3 separate regions of the Mus musculus genome follow, and regions 1 and 3 are each linked to region 2. The links are chromatin loops, found by intact Hi-C in ENCODE. Cell type or tissue: heart. All regions are shown on one strand. Each heading gives the region's core, and the rest is flanking DNA. Links, peaks and the distances in the headings are about the cores only.

Region 1 (6,269 bases), core at 640-5,639, 120 kb before region 2:
ACGGGCCTTGAGCTCTAGTCTCCACGACTTGCATGTCTAGAGCTTCTCGGTCGGTCACTTAACTGTTAGCAACAACAACAACGAAAAGAACAGACCCCGGTAACAAAGTAACGGAATTAAGTATTTTTTGCAGTGAACTTGAGAGTTAACTGTTACGAAAGAGTTTCTGTGAGCTCAAAAAAGGAAAAAACAACAACAAAAAAACCCCAACCAACCCTAAATGTTTGTGTTAACACCAAAAATGGAGGGGGGAAGTCGGACTTCGACATCAACTACCAAGAGTCGAGCTGCGAAGCGGTCCCCGGAAACCAGAGAGGCGAGTGACCTCACGCCATCCCAGGTTTCAGGCTCAGGCCGGCCGCCCTGGTACAGGTGCCACCTGCCTGCACACAGCCCAAGAGCAAGTGAGAGTTGGATCAGAAAGGTCAGTGAACGGAGCGCGCCTTCCTAGAGCAAGCGCAGCCCCCTGCGGCCGGGCGCGCCCCCGCCGGCCGGATGGGCTGGGGCTCCCACAAAGAGCCGTGGGGTAGGGAGCGAGGACTGGGACCGCCCCCCGCGTCGGCCAGCGCCGCCGCTGGGTCGGGTTGCGACAAATTAAACCTTAGAGCCCTGGAAAAATTACAGGAAGAAGAGAACGAAGAATGTGCCGAGTGGCTGAAGGGAGCCCTGTCCCCGCGTGAACTTCGCCCGCCCCAGCCGGCCCCTCCCTCGCCAGAGCCCGCCCGGAGGCCTGGGAAGAGGGGTGGCGAGACTCCAGCTCCCCGAGCACCTACGCCCCAAAAGGGAGCGCCGCCTGCCCCCCCCCCCAACCACCTCTAGCGCACCTGCCCGCGCCGCCCGCAGCCCGGATGACGACATCTACCCCCGCGGCCCCGCCCCAAGAGCCTGGGAGGGGGCGTGCCCGATGGGGGCGCGGTCGCCGAGAGGGCGCCGGCTCCAAGCGCCACGGCCAGCGTCACGCGAGGCCAGAGCGCCAGGACAGGGGCGCGGCTGCGATCGCCCTCAGCTCATGGCTCCCCGCCCTCGGCCCCGGCCCCCTCTAGCGCTGGGCCCGAAGCTCTGGGGGCGTGGCCGGTCCCAAGCAGTCCCTAGTCCGCGCGTTCGCGGCGTCCCCGCCGCCCCACTGACCTGTGTGAGTTCTCAGGTGCGCCTTGAGGTGCGAAGATTTCCCGTAAACTTTCTCGCAGCCCGCGTAGTGGCACTTGTGCTTCCTCTGCGGGGACTCGAGGTCCGCGCGGCTCCGGCCTCGCCGACCCCTTTGTCTGAGGCCAGGCTCGCCGCTCCCCGCGGGGCCGGGCTCCTGCTCCAATGCCGCCTCCGGCTCGCTCCACGCGGGGCTGGGGGGCGCGGCCGGCGCGCCTGCTTGTCCCGGGGAGGCGGGCTCTGGGCCGGGTGGCGGCGCAGGGGGCGCAGGCGGCAGGCGGCAGGGGGTCCTCGCCTTGCGCGCAGCGGCCCCTTCTCTGCGTTCCGCGGGGGCGGGCGCCGGCGCCTGCTGGTTGAGGTCCGCTAGGATCCGAGCCACCACGAAAAGCGAGGCGCTGTCCTTGCCGTCGCGGCGCTCGTCAACGCGGGGCAGTGTGGGGGCGGCGGCGGCCGCGCCCTCGGGCCGGGGTTCAGGTCCTTCCCGCGGCTCGTGCACGACTGCGCGGCTGGACATGGACACGAGGCACTCGGCGGCAAAGTGGTCCACATAGGCGGCGGCTGCCATGCTGCGGGCTAGGGCGCGCGGTGCTCTCGCAGGAGTCGTCAGCGGCGCATCCGCACCCACGGCCTCCGGGAGCGGCGGGGGGCGGGGGCGCGGCGCGCCCTCTTCTCCGGCTGGGCTGGGCTGGGCTAGGCTGGGCGCGTAGCCGCTTCTGCCGTCACCCGCGCGGCTCCGCGTCCGCCTGGCCGGGCACTGGAGGGTGAGCGCATGGGGGGCTCCAGTAAGGAGGGTCCGCGTGCGGCGTCAGAGTCGGCCTGTCTTAGGGACGTCGAGCGGAGGCGACGTTAGGCACGACCCCTGCAAGTTGTGGTCGCAGTTCCACCGTGCATTGTGGCAGGCGGGACAGCCTCCGTGCGCGCCGCGGCTCGGTGTGGGCGGACCGGCCCCGGGGGTGGGCGGGGCCGGGGCCACATCTGGACCCGACGTCAGCCCCCAGCCACATCCTGGCGGCGCAGGTTACAGGCGGCAGCGGCCGCAGGGAGCAGCGCGCACGAAGGGGGCGGGGAGCCTGGAGCGCCTCAGGAGGGGCGTGGCCAGTGGTAGACGCGAACTCCATTGGCTCTTGAGTACTTTATGCAGCCAATCCGGTCCTCGAGAGGGTTCTACTGGCCGCGGGACCTGCGCGCGCCAGTGGGCGTGCCCCTGGGCCTGCAAGAGGAGGGGCGGAAATCGGAGCCGGGCGCGCGGCGCGCAGACGCATGACGTCCGAGGGTGGCGGGCCGCTGTGTAGCGGCGCAGGGCTGGGGCGCGTGCCTCCCGCAGCGGGAACCCCGCCGGCCCTTTCCATGCCAGAGCTTTTGTGAGCAGGCAGCAGTGGGTGGCACGAGGATGGCAACACTGAGCAAGACACCCTGTGGTCGCTCCGCCCGCCGGGAGTGCGGGCAAGGTGGCGTATCGGTCCCTATGGGACCTAAGCGGCCGACCTCGCCTATGGGCGGGACATTACCGAGCCTCACCCCACCGCAGCGGAGTTCTCTGGTGGCCGGGTTTGCATTGCCCATCTCCAGCCACCTCCTCACCCCGCTCCTATTGAGCTCCGGTTCTCTACGCAACCTTGGCCCGAGCCTTGTCACCACTGGGGCCGCCCCGCCCCCGCGCGGCCGAACTGCCCTTGAGCCTATGTTAACCTGGCTGATGCAGGACCCACCACTGCCAATGCTGAGGGAGTGAGCTACGTGCTGGGGCTGCGGTCGCGGCTGTTCAGGGAACACGGGGCCCCTTCCTCCCCCTTCCTGCCCCAGGCCTGCTGCCAACTTCTCCAGGCCGCCCCTCTCCCACCGCGGTCCTGGAGGCTTCAAACACCACCAGCTGCGAGGACCCCGCCCAGGGCGCCCCACCCATCCACTGTCTGGGCCTCTGAAGGAAATGCTCCGCTGCGTCCTGCCGGGGCCTTCCAACTAGGCCACCTTGCTCTAAAGTCTAGACACACATTCATGTTCTTTCCTCTCTGAACACTAGGCCATCATCAGAGAGACCCGTAGCTTCCAACTGCCTTTGAACCAATCTTAACACACTCAAAAGACTTTGGCCGCAACTGGCCTCTGACCTGTGAGGGTAGGATCAGCAGCCTCTCCTTTTCATTGTGGATGATACCTTAAAATAAGTCAGCCACCAAGTCAGGGAGACCCGACTGCCGGTTGGTCGACCCCAGTGAGCTAAAGAAGGGTCAGTCACCTCACTACTGGTGAAAATTAAGAACCATGGCTCTGATTTCAAGTTCTTCCCCAAGTTAAATGGGAGCCTAAAATAGAAAAGACTTTGATTTCTGATAATTGAGGAAACTGAACAATTTGGAATTTTCAGTTGTGAAACTTTAGGTTAACGTTTGAACACCCCGAGTGTGAGCACACACCCTGAATTTCCACACCATTGGGCTGCTGTTTTGTGGAGAAGCTGGATCAGGGCTTTGTAGGAGGGTCTCCACTTGGCAGAAAGTAGTCATCTTTGTTCCAGGCAGATTATGTTGATGGCATTTAAGAGACTGTGTCCTGACCAAGTGATGACTCAGATTGCTCCTCTGTTCCCACCACATGCCACAGACAGTCATCTCATTGGGAAAGAGCTGGCCCCTACACTGCCTTTCAGTCCATGCATGTCTTTCTGTCCCTCTGCAGCCAGGGGCATTCTGCAGTACATAAAATACTTTTTGGTTGGGCGTGGTGGCGCACGCCTTTAATCCCAGCACTTGGGAGGCAGAGGCAGGTGGATTTCTGAGTTCAAGGCCAGCCTGGTCTACAAAGGGAGTTCCAGGACAGCCAGAGCTACACAGAGAAACCCTGTCTCGAAAAACCAAAAAAACAAAACAAAAACACAAACAAACAAAAACACTTTTTGGTGGTGTCCTCCACGGTGGACCTTCCTGGGACATACATATTCACTGGACTCCTACATTATAGGTTTCTAGGATAGAACTGCATCAATCAACCCTTCTGACATACCCCATCCAAGCTTTCTTCCTGATGGTCTCCCAAAGGGTTTTCTCCTTTGGATATTATATACAAGAGGCATTACCTTGAGTGGTTTCTTACCAGTTCACTCACCAAGTACAAAATGATTGGGGTCTCAAAATTGAGGCCTTTCTTGTCCCAAACCCAGATAGAAATATCCTAGGGGTACAGCTCTACTCTCCAGTAAATATCTCATAGCTCTAGGTCCATGTTTCTGTGCTAGTAGGATCTTGATAACAATAGTATGGGTAAATGAGATAGGGATGTTTCCTTTTAGCTGGAAAGAAAAGGAGAAACTGAAACAAAACAGATCAGAGTGAACCAAGTGGGAGCAAATGAACCATAAGAGGACTAATGACGGGTGAAGTTTTTTGTGTGACGGTGGTAGTTGTTCCATTTGGAACCTCTGAAACAACCTCAGATATAAGCTAGAAACCTCAACTGTAAGACACGAACATGGACAAGAGCAGAAGAAGCAGCTGCAGCCAGTAAAGCTGAAATGTACCCATAGACCTAAGAAAATGAAAGCCTGAACTAGGAAGGAAAGTTTCCCCACAAGGTTCACAAATGGTGACACTGGATGTGGAAGGGAAAGGGACTTGAACTAAGAATGATGATAAATGATTGTACTAGAGTCTGTTGAGAGATGTTTAGATCGGCTGCCAGCTCCATGTAGCCTCACAGCTTCCTTCCCCTTCCTCTTCCTGAGGAGAGACTGTCTCTATCTAAAGGAGACAGATGAGTCCCCAGCGTCAGAGGCAGTAGTGCGCATGTGCCTACTGATACCTACACACCCCTTTCGGGGATTCCATGGCACAGGGAGCCAGGAGCCTAAAAGAGGCTTTTGGGCTGAGCTAACCAGGCCACAGAGAATGATCAAAACAGTCTGACATCCATAGCTGCTCAAGGATCCAATTAGCACACTACACAGAAGGCCACAGTGAAAGGTGCCACTTGACACAGGACTTCTGATCCATCTCAGTCCTTCCCAGGCAAATAAGAGTGGGCAGCTGAGCTGACATGTCAGGAAACCCTGCATCAGGAAATACAAAGGCACAATAGGGTTGGTTTTTGTTTGGTTTTATTTTTGTTAAGTTGTAGGAAACAAGCCATATAGAGAGAAGTAAACATCAACAATACAGCCAATAATATCAACAGGGAAATGTAAAAGGATACCACAGTCTGCAAAGGGAATGTATGTGTGAAGAAATATTTAGGAGTAAAAGAAAGAGTTCTTGAAGCATTAAAGCAAAGTAGCAAGCATATAAATGACAAAGACTTCAGTGGAAAGACTGAGAGAGAACATTAACCAGAAAGAATCCACAAAAGCATAAAATGGAAAGAGAGAAGAAAATTAGAGAATCAACCAGGGGGCTGGAGAGATGGCTTAGCGGTTAATAGCACTGACTGCTCTTCCAAAGGGACTGAGTTCAAATCCCAGCAACCACATGATGGCTCACAACCATCCATAAGGAGATCTGACTCTCTCTTCTCGAGTGGAGTGACTGAAGACAGCTACAGTGTACTTACATATAATGAATAAATAAATCTTTTTTTAAAAAATGAATCAACCAGAAAGTGCTTTGGTCAGTTAATAGCAACCTTGACATGATGGCTAGAAAAAAAAATCACTGATGAATTAATTAGTCCAAGGGAAGTCTTGACAATCAGAGAACATGTGTTGGGACAGCCATGGAGAGTAAGGGCCTGAGAGAAAATCCCCACACTGTATCTTACCACTCTTGAAATTTCTGAGTATCAGGGAAGGTGACCTGGTGTTAATTGTAGTTCACTTATGAACTGGAGTCAGAATAATGGGCTTCTCACAGCTGGACTAGCTGCTGGGAGCAAAGAAACAGATTTGGGAATGCTAGAGGAAAACTACCATAGCTGTCATGGAGCTAGACAGTGATCCAAACATAACCATCCATCAATAGGGAGGGATACATTGTAGGAAATGTCTCCTTGGGCAGGTAAGTTGCTGTGAGCACTGCAGAGTGTGCCCATGCAAGACTGAGAGTTGTGTGTTGGCAACCCCAAGGGGTATGGTGTGTTTTTACAGTGAAGAGACACAGAAAGCTTGAATTAATACTCTTCATCATAGTTTGGATAACTGT
Region 2 (6,269 bases), core at 789-5,788:
GTTACAGTCTTTCATTGAGGGGAAGTTGAGGCAGGAACACAGAGCAGCTAGTCAGTCAAGAGTAGAGAAATGGACACATCTCTGTTGCTTGCTATGTTGCCTGTGCTCAGCTAACTCTTTTCACGTATACACTTTAGGGCTACCTGCCCAGGGAATGATGCCACTCATAATGGACTGGGCATATCAATTAACAATGAAGACCCTACCCCAACCCCAGACACACCCACAATCTAACATGATCTAAGCAATTCCTCAATTCCTAAATTCTTTCCAAATAATCTTAGGTTGTAGTGAGTTGACATTTAAACTAACTGGCAGAATTGGGCTCATCTCCCATCATGTATTTTGGAGGAAGGTGTGTTTAGACATGAAACCCAGTGCATAGTCTCAGGCTGAGATACAAATAGACGCTGTACACAGGAAGTAGTGTTAGAGCCAGTGTTAATAGATGAGCGTGGCCTTTGTCACACTAACCATGACTGTTAGCCTGGAATGGCTTGGACAGATCACTAGGTAGGAGAACATTCCTGCTTCAAGCCAAGGCTAATATCCAAATTCCAGAATGTCAGATCTGAGGCACATGTCATCGGTGGCTTTTGGAGGCAGCCAAGGTGGGGAGGGTATCTCCTAGTCACCCTTCTAGAATGTTCCATCTTACCTCAGCAAGGAGCATCTGTGAGGTCACACATAGCCTCAGTCACTGTTATGTCTAGTCAAGTTGTTCTAGTCCATCACTTGGAATAGTCACTGCTGGGTGGTCTTGGCCTGATAGTTCATGTACCCTAAGATTAGCAGAGAGAACAGGTTTAGGGCTGGATGCTGGAGGGTTCCAGGAGCTCAGAGGGAATGGTTCAGACAGCAGTGAATGTCATACCTATGTAAGTAAAGGAGGCTCTGGAGGTAAGGTAAGGGCTGGAGAAGAGAGGGGAGACAACCACGAATAGGAGAGGGAGTGAGAGAAGGGATTGGGCCACTGTGTGTGTGTGTGTGTGTGTGTGTGTGTGTGTGTGTGTGTGTGTGTGTGTGTGTGTGAAGTGCAGTGTGAGGAGACACACTCCCTCCAGCCACTTTGAATCTGCCTGCAGATCAGGCAGACCCTCCTCCCTGCACCACCTACAGGCCCTCCTAGGGACAAGCAGCCCCAGCTCTGTAGAAGAAGCTGCAGGAAGCCAGAGCAGCTAGGACTGGGCTGAGGACTTCCGGGACACAGCAGTGTAGAATGATAGGAAGGGCAGCCAGGCCTTGGAGCAGACCTCCAGCTGGACTCTGGAACCTTCTGCTCTTGGTGATAAGACCTAGCACAAGTCCGGAAGTAAAAAAGGTGCAGGCTGCGTTCTGTAAGCAGAGGCCAGGCAGAAGCTCCCAGTGGAGCGGAGCTGCCTGCTGGGCCCAGAGCTTGGGGCACTCGGGTATGCTTGGGCTCACTGTGCTTCATTCCCAGCAGGCTCTGGGGCAAATGCTGGCTTCTCTAGGCAAGAAACCCCTAGCACTGGCTTGCTAACATTCGACAGAAAGTGACTGAAGGTCCCATCTGCTGGGGACATGTAACAAGGATGGCCCACCTGCTGGTGACAGCATGGGAAGGTGAGAAGGGGCTCGCAGCACCCTTGTTGTCCCCTCTTCTGAGTTACAGGGAGCTCCCTTGCTGCTCTCCCTTGGCTTCCTTTGTGTTCATGATCACACACAGACACACAGACAAGGAAAAGCTGTGTAATCTCCCCAATCTTAACTGCAGAAGCCCACAGGAAGCATGATCTTGGGATTTCCTTCACACACAAGGACCAGGGCTGGTGGAGACAGGGGGATGGCTCTGCAGCTGCTGCAGCACCTCAGGCTCTCTGAGATAACTGCGTGGTTGGTCAGGTGGGGAGGGCTCCATGCTGGCAGACAATGAGAAGGGGCTTGTCCACTAGTAGCATGCCCCTCCCCACTTCCTGCCTCTCCCCTCTCCCTCCCCTTCTGCCTCTACCCCTCCCGGTTCTTTCTGCCACTCTCCATTTTCAGAGTCAGACTCTAAGTTTGGTCCTACAAGGCTGCCAAAGGGTGAATTCAAGCTCCCACTCCAGAAAGACTGAAGAAAGCAGGGCTGAGATGGATTGGGGCAGGAAGGGGTAGAGAAGGGTGAATGAAGACCCAGGGAGGTTGCAGAGGGCTAGCTCCAGGGAAGGGTGGAGAATTCCTTTCTTTTCATTTTCAACTCCACCATTGTTCATCAGTTTGATTTTTAAAGATTTCTTGAATAACAACAGCAAGTTTGTCTAGACATGAAAGAACACCTGTGTCTATTGTCTGCTTTCTCCTAAAGCTGCCGCCTGAGCCCATCTGCTCACAGGTCGGGCCATCTATAGGGATGCAGCAATCAAATTGTGGGTTGGGGAACAACTAAAGGAATGGAGTTTTTGAGGGAGGTGAGGAACAGGGACAGGGTGGGACCCCGGAGGCTGGCCTCTGAGACAGAAGCAGCTGAGGGCCCCACAGGAGGGACAGGCATCTTTCTGTGGCCTTCCGTGTTCTTGTCAGTTCAAGGTACAGGGCCATCAGGTGCCAGATACTCAAAGACAAAAATGAAGCCAGGAGCACCTGGCAAAGGAGGGGAAGCCCAGGACGGGAGCACTGTGGGGATCTCAGAGGGAAGTAGGGATCCCAGGCTCCTGGGGGCTGGCATCTGAGTCTCCACTCTGTCCCATTGGTGCTCTGTGGTTGCTTGGCAGGAGAGGAAGGGAAAGGGAAGGAAGGAGCGGGGAGGAAGGGAGAGGGGGAAGAGCTATACTGTCTAGCCCTTACTAAGGGGCAGGGTCCAGGCCAAGCTTGGATCAGAGTCCCTGTGACATCCAAGTTGCCTGCATTTCCCATGAGAAAACAGGTTTGGAGATACTCAGAGCCACGTGCAAAATCTCACAGCCTACACCAACACTCCATCCCAGGTCTGGTCCAGGTTCTAAGGTTCAGTCTCTCCCATCTATTCCCTGCTGCACACACATACAGACAAACAGACACATACAGACAAAAAGACACACACAGACACATAGACAGGCAGATACACATACACACACAGATAAACAGACACACAGACACATAGGCAGATACACATACACACACAGATAAACAGACAGACAGACAGACAGACAGACAGACAGACACACACACACACACACACACACACACACACACACACACACACACAGCTTTTCTTTGTATGTTTTTAGCCAGCACAAATGGTTCTCCAAACCCAGACTGTAAAGCCCATCACTCAGGGACTTACATGCTCTAAACTAGTAAAGATTGCATCTGTATTCAGTAGTTCCCTCTCTGAATTCTCAAGACATCCCAGAGATCAAAGTGTCAGAATTTCCTTGTTGAGGGAATACCTTCCTGTCATTGTACTAAGTAGCCACATGGTGGCGCCATGGAGGGCCTGTCCAACAGAATCCAGTGATTTGTGGATTGCTGGTTGTCAACATGGAAGAACATTTCTTTCCTTCCTTCCTTCCTTCCTCCTCCTCCTCTTCCTCCTCTCCTCCTCCTTCTCTCTCTCTCCCTTTCTTTCTTTCTTTCTTTCTTTCTTTCTTTCTTTCTTTCTTTCTTTCTTTCTTTCTGTCTGTCTGTCTGTCTTTCTTTCTCTTCCTTCCTTCCTTCCTTCCTTCCTTCCTTCCTTCCTTCCTTCCTTCCTTCCTTCCTTCCTTCTATTTTTGAAACTAGGATTGAGCCTAGCACACAGCATGCAAGCTTCTATCACTGATCCAGCTGCCCAGTGCCTTCCAAAGGCAGCAGCACCTAGGCCCTCTGGACTGCAAAGCTAAGTATGCAAAAGTCATACAGCCAATGAGGTGTGCCAAAATATAGCTTTTATGTGGCTAAAACATGGCAAAGTATCACAGATGGATGAGTTTAATTACTGTGTGTGCCTGGGTGTGCTGCTGATGCTGTTGTCTGCATAGTTAATAGGGTCGTAATTCATAGGGTTGCTACTGTGCCCATAAAGTTTACTTTTCCTGAATTTCTTTGGCAAGTCACTAATTCTAACATAGATCTTCACAGATTCATTCATCCTATAGCAGAGACAAGCTAGACAACCTTTCTTGAACCCAAATCATTTTTATATCTTAAATTTGGTTTGGAGCACGTCCTTTTGCTTAGGCAGTAGTCTCTGGAATTGCCTAAAGTTCTTGACACAATGTTAGTTTTGGAAATTAACCATGGATCAAATGTATCATAATTGAATGCTAGAGTCAGCCATCAAAATAAATAAGTGGGTTTTCGTCACTGCAGAAGATATGGTGAAGTATTTTAATGCTTTAATTTCATAACAAAAAAAAAACCCCTCATTAAACTCGTTGTGGTTCTCAGTCATTCTTATTGTTCCAAGGTCATTTTTGGATTTAACAGCTCAGCACACACTAAGTCATTGAGCAGTCGTCTTCCACTGAGCACAGACTTCCTGTTCTTCTACCTCAGCTGACTATGATTCAAAACTGTCAAATGGAAAACCCAGAAACAATGAAAAAATCTTAACCTCTGTTACAGTCAGTGGTTAAATTGTATTTTGTTGTTAGTTACTATTACTTTAACTGCGGTTAACTTATGAATCACATTACTCAAACACACACACACACACACACACACACACACACACACCCCATATATGGAAATAAAAGCCTGTGTGAGGTGTCAGTGGTCCCCATGGGTCCAGGCTTCATCTGGACGCCTTGGGGTCCGCCTAGTATGGATGAATGGGAAGATGACTATAAATATTCAGAGTGTTGGTTTGTCTCTTGTCAACTTGACACATCCGTGAGAGGGAACCTCAGCTGAGAAAATGACCCCATCGGATTGTCCTGGGAGCAGGTCTGTGGTGCATTTTCTTGGCTGGTGGTAGACGTGGAAGGCCCAGCCCCAGACAGTGCCACCCCTGGGCAGGTGGTCCCGGGTTACATACAAAAGCAAACTGAACAAACCAGGCAGATCAAGCCCTGCCCCATGGTCTCTGCTTCAGTTCCCGCCTCTTCGGTCCTCCCTTGAGGTCCTGTCTTGACTTCTTTAGGTGTTTGATTATGATGTGGAAACATAAGCCAAACAAGTTCTTTCCTCCTCATGGTACTTTTGGTCATGGTGTTTGGTTAAAGCAATAGAAACCCCACCTAAGACACCCATGGAGAGACTTGGGTTCTCCCTGTGTCACCCAGATGTTGGAATGGTAACGCTATGTGTATTGCCTTCTGACCTTTTTTTGTAGAGGATGCTATTCCTACATCCTTGGTGAGAATTTTAGAATGTCAGTCTTCAGTGATAATTTCTTTTCTGAAAGAATTTTTCCTTTTCTAAAATTTACTGTTTTTTTTTTTTTTTTTTGAGATAGGGTCTTATGATATAGTTCTGACAGGCCAGGAATTCACTTTTTAGACCAGGCTGGCGTCAAATTCACAGAGGTCCATCTGGGTCTGCCTTCCGAGTGCTAGACTTAAAGTTGTTCGTCACTATGCCCGGTTCCTACATGAGTTTTCATTTGCCTTTCACATGTACAGCGAAGACACCAGTGGCCCAGGAACAACTGTGACATCCCTTAGACATTTCTACAGCAAAAAGGAGGTATAAATTTAGATTCCAAACCCAGATATGATGGGCAGAATTCTAAGATGTCTTAGGATTCCCATCTGTCTTAGTTAGGGTTTTACTGCTGTGAACAGACACCATGACCAAGGCAACTCTCATAAGGACAACAATTAATTGGAGTGGTTTACAGGTTCAGAGGTTCAGCCTCCATTATCAAGGCAGGAACATGGCAGTGTCCAGGCAGGCATGGTGCAGGAGGAGCTGAGTGTTCTACATCTTCACCTGAAGGCTGCTAGCAGAAGACTGGCTTCCAGGCAGGAAGGATGAGGATCTTGAAGCCCACACACAATAACACACCTACTCCAACGGGGCCACACTTTCTAATTGTGCCACTCCCTGGGCCGAGCTTATACAAACCATCGCACAATTCTCGAGCAGCACTTCTACATACTGCCTTCTTCCTGAGTGTGTAGAATGATCTGTGTCACAGGTGTCACTTTCACGAGTGAGGCATCTGGATGTCAGCTTTGAGATCACCAAGGAGACTGTTCACATTATCCTGGGCATGCCTGACCCAGTCAGAGGAGCTTATAACAGAAGGCCAGAGTGACCTGACTTGGAAGGTACAAAACTGCCTTGTTGCTAACTGCTTATGGGGCCCGGGGATGGGGGGTGGGGTGTGTGTGTAGAAGGGCAGCATCACGTGACAGGTTAAGTCA
Region 3 (6,269 bases), core at 773-5,772, 200 kb before region 2:
CACTAATCCCCTTGATGAGGGCTCCACCCTGAAGTAATCACCTACCACAGCCTCCTACACCACCACCTTCAGGGTGAGGCTTCCCTGCAGATGTCCAACCTGTGTTCATTGGCTCTGTTCTGGTACAACCCCTGAACTGTCAGCTTCTTTGCCACATGCCTAGTAGAGCTGGGGTTAGAGACAAGCAGAGCCTAACACCACTGTTCTCTTTCATATCCATACCCCTAAATGAAGTGTCTGGTTCACCAAGGTTCTCACCATTGCCCAGGGCTTCCAGTCCCTCCTGATGCTTTCCTGAGTTACCACTGCTCAGGGTTGTACAGCTAGAGTCTTCTGTCTTCTTTCTGAAAGTCCATGAAAGTTGGGGCCATAGATGCCCACCTCTGCCCACCTGCTTCTCCTCTGTCCCTCCTGCAACTTTGCTTTTGTTTAGTTCTGTGAGATGCGAAGAAGAAGGGTGTTCACCCTTCCCTCTGAGCATCAGAGCTGAGGTAGTTCCCTCTCTCCCAAACATTCATCCTGACAAGTGTCATGCCCTTGGTGACAGGTCAGTGTTTGGGAGGAGTCCCCTAACGAAGGCAAAACATCCCACAAGTTAACTGACTTACCTCAGCCGTGGCGTCTCAACCACCCACAACCACTGACTAACTTTTGCATGAGAAATATTATCTGTAGATTCACTAAGAGCGGCCAGTTAATATTGTCTTTGTCTATAGGATAAAGAAACCTGAGTGCTTATATTTTTAGTTATGAGTCTAACCTTGAATGGCAAAGCCACCTCCAGCCCAAGAAACCCTAACTCAATCGTAGATTATACAAACCACACATGTAAGAACACAAAAGCAAAAGCTGTCTGCGCACTACTGAAAATGTAGGCTCTACTCATAAAGTCTGGGTCTTTACTGTGGCTTCCACTCCCAACAATGCCTCACGGTCCAAGATGAGCCTCTGTAGCTGCAACAATCACATCTACACTTCAGCCAGCAGTGGACCGCAGTTTTGTTACAGCCTTGGCTCCCAACGCGTGGTTCCATGTTACACAGTGCTGAGTGAAGGATTTGACATGAGTTGGTTCAGTGTTGAAAAGAGAAGCTGGGGGGGTTGCTCAAGCTTGTAATGCTGACACTCAGGAGGTAGAGACAGGAGGATGGAAGTTCAACGTCATCTTCCCAAGCTCTACTACACAAAGAGTATAAGACCGTCGTGGGTTACATGAGACACTGCCGAACAAACCAACCAGGAAAGGATGCTTAGATGGCTCAGTGGGTAAAGGCGCTTGCCACCAAACCTGACCACCTCATTTCAATCTTTGAGATCCACGGGGTAGAAGAAAACAGACTCCCAAAAGTCGTCCTCTGACCTTTATCTGTGTTCTGTGGCATGCACACGTCCCACCCTTCAAAAAGTTAATAAATAAAAAAAAATTTCAAAAACTTATTTGTTTCTTTTCAATTTTTGTTTTATGTGTATGAGTTGTTTGCCTGCATGTATATGCACATTCAGACATGCACGCATACATACATGTATATATACATAGGTATGCCTATGGACCACACGTGTGCTTAGTACCCCCAAAAGCAATAAGCAGAAGACCAGGTGTTCTTAACCCCTGAGCTATCTCTCCAAAGGAAGATGTTCCATCATTTGCCTGTGAAATGCATGATGTCTTTGTTTTTTAATAGCTGAATAGTATTGCATTATGTAGATGTACCACATTTTCTCTACCATTCTTCCATTGAGGGGCATCTAGGTTGTTTCTAGTTGCTGGCTATTTTAAGTAAAGCTGCTATAGAGCAAGTTTCTTTGTGAGATGTTGGAGCATCTTCTGGGTATATGCCCAGGAGTGGTATAGCTGGGTCTTGAGGTATTCCTAATTTTCTGAGAAAACACCAAATTGATGTCCAAAGTGGTTGTACAAGTTACTGGCTCAACTCCAGACCCATTCCATGGGCAAGCACCAATCCCTGACACTACTAATGATACTCTGTTATGCTCAAAGACAGGAATCTAGCATGGCTGTTCTCTGAGAGGTTCCACTCAGCAGCTGACTCAGACAGATGCTCCACACACAGCTAAACAGTGGCTGGAGCTTGAGAACTATTATGGGAGAGTAGGGGGAAGGATTGAGTGTCCCGAAGGGGACAGGAACTCTTCAGGAAGAGTGCAACAGAGTCCAACAGCTCTGGACCCTTGGAGCTCTCATAGATTGAACCACCAACCAAAGAGCATAGAGGAGCTGGACCTAGACCTCCCTGTACATATGTACCAGATGTGCAGCTTGCTTGGTCTTCATGAGGGACACGAACAACAGGAGCGGGGGGTGGGGGGGATATGCCAAAAACCGTTGCCTGTCTGTGGAATATGTTCTTCTACACAGGCTGCCTTGTCTGGCCTCAGTGGGAGAGGATGATGCTCAGTGGGAGAGGATGAACCTAGCACTGCAGAGACTTTGGGGTGGGGGGACTCCTATCAGAGAAGGGGAGGGATAGAGGAAAAGACTGTAGGAGGGAGGAACCAGGAGAGGTGGCAGTGAGTGGGATATAAAGTGAAAAAATAAAATAAAATAAAATAAAATAAAATAAAAAGAGGAACACACCTACCTCTAGGCAGACCACATTTCCCAGAGCCCGAAGAACCCTTGGAGTCTTCTAGAAATCCCCGTCCCCACATGGGTCTGAACATTCTGCTGAGAGGTGGACCAGGGCCCTGCCTCTGGAATTAGGCAGCTGCCATCCTCGGGTAGGCAATCCTGACACCAGCTGCCTGTGGGTGAAACTGCTTCTGCCTGGAGCTGCTGGGACATTCCCATTGACTGCAGCTCCTAGGTGTGAGGAGGCTCAACCTTACCATGTGGAAGGCTAGGGCTACCCAGAGCAAGGGCATCCATTAGCATGGTGAGCCCTCCATCTCTGAGCCTCTGTGCCTGGCTCCGCCTTCTTGCAGGTAGTTCCTGCAGAGCCGCCACGGGATCCCTGCTTCAAGGCAAGCAGGCCCAATTTTTAAATTTTTTTGTTGTGTGGAAAGATTTTTTGATCTGGATGCATCAACTGGCTAGAAGGTTTGTGCTCCTCACCAACATGACTGTGCCACCCAGCAGGGGGCAGCAGACAGACCCAGTGGACAATAGTGAAAAGAGCAAAACTCTGCAGGTCAGAAGAGGTGGGGTTTAATTGCCCTTGGGAGCTGGCACAGTATCTCCTTTGGACAAGTCACCTAATGGTGTCACTTAAATGATGGCCATGTCACACTGCCCTGTAGGTGCTAGGCAGGGAGTCTGGGTCGGCCATTCATCCCCCCCCTCTGCTATAGCAGAAGAAGATGCGATGCATCTTTAGCACCATTCACCATGGTTCTATCGGACTAGAAAGTTCACGGTGAGCATCCCGAATCAGAAGACCCCAAATCCACAATGGGCTAAAATCAAAGCTAGTCACGACGGTACACATTTGTATGATTCCTTACTGCAGAACTAGATGAGATAGGAAGATCGTGTCAGGCCATCTTGTCTAAAACAGAGGGGAATGCTGGGAGATGTCTCTGTGGGTAGAATGTTCCCATTCATACAAGAGGACCCCAGACCGCATCTGCAATCCTCAAGCCCCGCCCCCCAGAGAGATGACAGGCAGACTCTCAAGCAGTCCCTGGGCAGACTAGCCTGGTATGCTGTATGGAGAGCGAACAACAGAGATCCTGCTTCAAACAAGGTAGAAGGCAATGTCTCCTGTCTTACATACACACGTGAACACACATGTGCATGCACTTCTCAGCCATCCCCAGGTAAAATGCAGGCCTGAAAGTGAAGGTGGGCCTTTTTCCCATCCCCCACCCCCAGCCTGGATGCCTGCACTCCCTGGATTCCTGAAGTCCTTGGAAGTAGCAAAGCCCAAAGGCTGAGCCTCATGAAGGCTCAAGCAGAGAGGAGGAGGAGGGGTTGGAAGGAGAGAGTAGGACCCATGTCTGGCAGGCTCTAAAATTAAGGGTTCTGGGTTCCCTCTTGGTCCTGAACCTCTTGATGTCTGCTTCTGTGATTCCCCCAGCATCAAGGATGCTATCCTGGAGATCTGATTCACCCCCACCTTAGGCAGCTCACTGTAGATCCCCTGAATGAAGGACATAGTCTCAGTTCAAAGGAGACTACAGAGGCTTGACTGCATAGAGTCGAAGGGCCTGTGAGAGCATAAGGCAGGGAGATGTGAAGCCCAGTGTGACAGGCTCTCAGCCCCTCCTCGTGGTCCCTGTGGACACAAAGCCCCTGAGTTACAGAACCTGCCTCCCAGTGGCTAGTGCTCCTGTGCCCCTCCAAGGACAGCATTCTGGTGCTTCTACCCACCCAGTGTGAGCCAGCTCTGACTCAGGGCACACCCAGCGCTGGAAGGCAGCACAGGTTCCAGCGCCCCCGGACCTCCTCTAGGAATGAAAGAAACAGGCCTGGGCCTGGAGCAGTGGGTGTCAAGGTATCACCGGGCCCCTGCGTGGGCCTGATGGCTGTGGGAATCTGAGGGGATTATGCGGTGGTTTGGCAATGTTGAAAGGCAGACTCCACGCCCACTAAATCCTTTGGAGCAGAGGAGCCCTTGTTTTCAGGTGAGTTCAGTTCCGAAGGGGGTGGACACACACACACACAGCCTAGCTGGGGCTTCTTATAGTTGCATCTGTTCCTGATCGCCTGAGGTGACTAGTGGCACTCTCTAAAGAAAAACAGGGTGAGGACCTCCATAGCCAGGGTTGACTACCCAGGCAAGGATGAGCTGTTGGTGCCATCTTCAATGAAAAGCCACCTGGTGACATCACCAGTCCTTGGAGTAGATCAAAGGGAACCATATGGATGGCACCCAGCTGCCAGGGCTGCCAGCTCTTCCAGCCCAGGAATGCCTGGGGCTGCCTGGATAGGAAAACTGGAAATGGTACCTGCCTGCCCACCGCCTCTTATTTGTAAGCCACAGGCAGCCTTAGCCTCCTACTTAGACTCTCCAGGGCCAATGGTCCTGTTCTAACACCAACACACACTCTTCGCAGGCTGTGGTTGTGGTGCTGCGGCTCAAAAACCAAGGTGTTTAGAGAGATCTAGAAGCGACAAAGGCCCCAAAGCCCTGGAACAAGGTACTGTAAATGAGCATGGATGAACACTGAGGGACAGACCCACAGACAGAGCATCTCCCAGATACCCACCACTCCTTTCACAGTACCAAAAGGTCAACAGCTGGCTAGGTTTGGCTGCCTCTTCCACCATGCCTTCAAACAGCAGACAGTTCATATGGTCTATTACATCTCCTGCACAGCCCCGTCCCTTGGCTTAGTGGGTTCCCCTGATGTGATGGCGGGCCCCTGAGGACTCTCAGGGCCATAGGCAGGTGGGAAAATAGAGAGCGTGCAAAGCAGCAGCAATTACAGGCTCCACCCTGAGATGGGGCACTTTGTGGTGGGAACCTGTCCAGGCAAAGGACTTATCCGAGAGATCAGGCAAATTACTGGGTAGCCATCAGAGTGGAGCCTAGGCACAGACGTGTGTGCAACAGACACCTCATTAGTCTAATTATGGGCTCCCGGGCCCACTGGTACTACGCAGATGGAGGAAAACTTGAGGTCAGCCAAGAGAACAGCACCAAGGTGATGCTTTCCTCAGAAGGCTAGTTTGCCCTAGCTCCTCAGGCTGAGGTCCACCCCAGAAAGATGGGAGAAATGGAGGGGATGAGACCTCGTCACTTTAGAAGTCGACAGACTCCACACCTGCTCATGTGCTCTGCGTCCTTCTACTCCATCTGCAACCCTCATCCGTCGGCATTCAGGATTGCCAGGAGATGCTGGCCACTAGATACGGTCCATAAAAAAATGGTGATAGGACTGGAGAGATGCCAATTAAGGGCACTGATTGCTTCCAGAGAACATTAGTCGTATCCCAGAAAAGATGGCTCAAAACCGTCTGTCACTCCGGTTCGGAAAGATCAAGTACCCTTAGTTGGCAACAGACACGCTTGCGGGCAAAACACCCATACACGGAGAATATTTTAATTTTAAAAATTAAAACGGTGTCAAAGGTGCACAAAGGTCAGCCTTGTACTGCACATACGTTAGCTCCTCTAGAGTTATAAACAAATGCATTTATTTCATAAATGAGAGAAGAGTGCCTGACGATGTTAAGTGATTTGTTAGTAGCTCTTGGAGCTAGAAAATCAAGACTTTGCCCTAAACTAGCAGCAGGCCCAGGAACCACCCACCACCGAAGAGCTGGTGGGAAGTGGCTCCGGGAAACAGCTCGCTCCTCCCTCAAG

Evidence for each region. Peaks named below come from ENCODE experiments on the same cell type or tissue, not always from the same donor. Only the 100,000 strongest peaks of a DNase experiment are listed, where the experiment ranks them.
Region 1: a loop joins it to region 2, with 2.5 times the contacts of the local background. A loop is called at or near these places in 17 of 42 quality-filtered maps.
Region 3: it touches region 2 in a loop (2.1-fold over the local background); 13 of 42 quality-filtered maps call a loop at or near these places.

Annotation. Positions count from the first base shown.
Region 1 is chr7:63,936,839-63,943,107 of GRCm38, forward strand. Klf13 (Kruppel-like factor 13) reads right to left here and starts at 2,077. Exons shown (of 2, transcript NM_021366.3): 1 at 1,129-2,077. The coding sequence starts at 1,708. In heart, for the core only: a CTCF peak has its summit at 2,796; DNase peaks (open chromatin) are centred at 933, 2,253, 2,853 and 3,753; H3K4me3 peaks cover 2,846 bases; H3K27ac peaks cover 3,214 bases.
Region 2 is chr7:64,056,866-64,063,134 of GRCm38, forward strand. It overlaps Gm20670 (a long non-coding RNA gene), which reads left to right and starts at 345. Exons shown (of 5, transcript XR_882168.3): 1 at 345-1,584; 2 at 6,041-6,173. In heart, for the core only: CTCF peaks have their summits at 1,152 (motif pointing left) and 3,401 (motif pointing right); a DNase peak (open chromatin) is centred at 1,216; H3K27ac peaks cover 2,524 bases.
Region 3 is chr7:63,852,393-63,858,661 of GRCm38, forward strand. Gm39023 (a long non-coding RNA gene) reads right to left here and starts at 245. Exons shown (of 3, transcript XR_882151.2): 1 at 1-245. In heart, for the core only: a CTCF peak has its summit at 3,098 (motif pointing right); DNase peaks (open chromatin) are centred at 3,089, 5,579 and 5,659.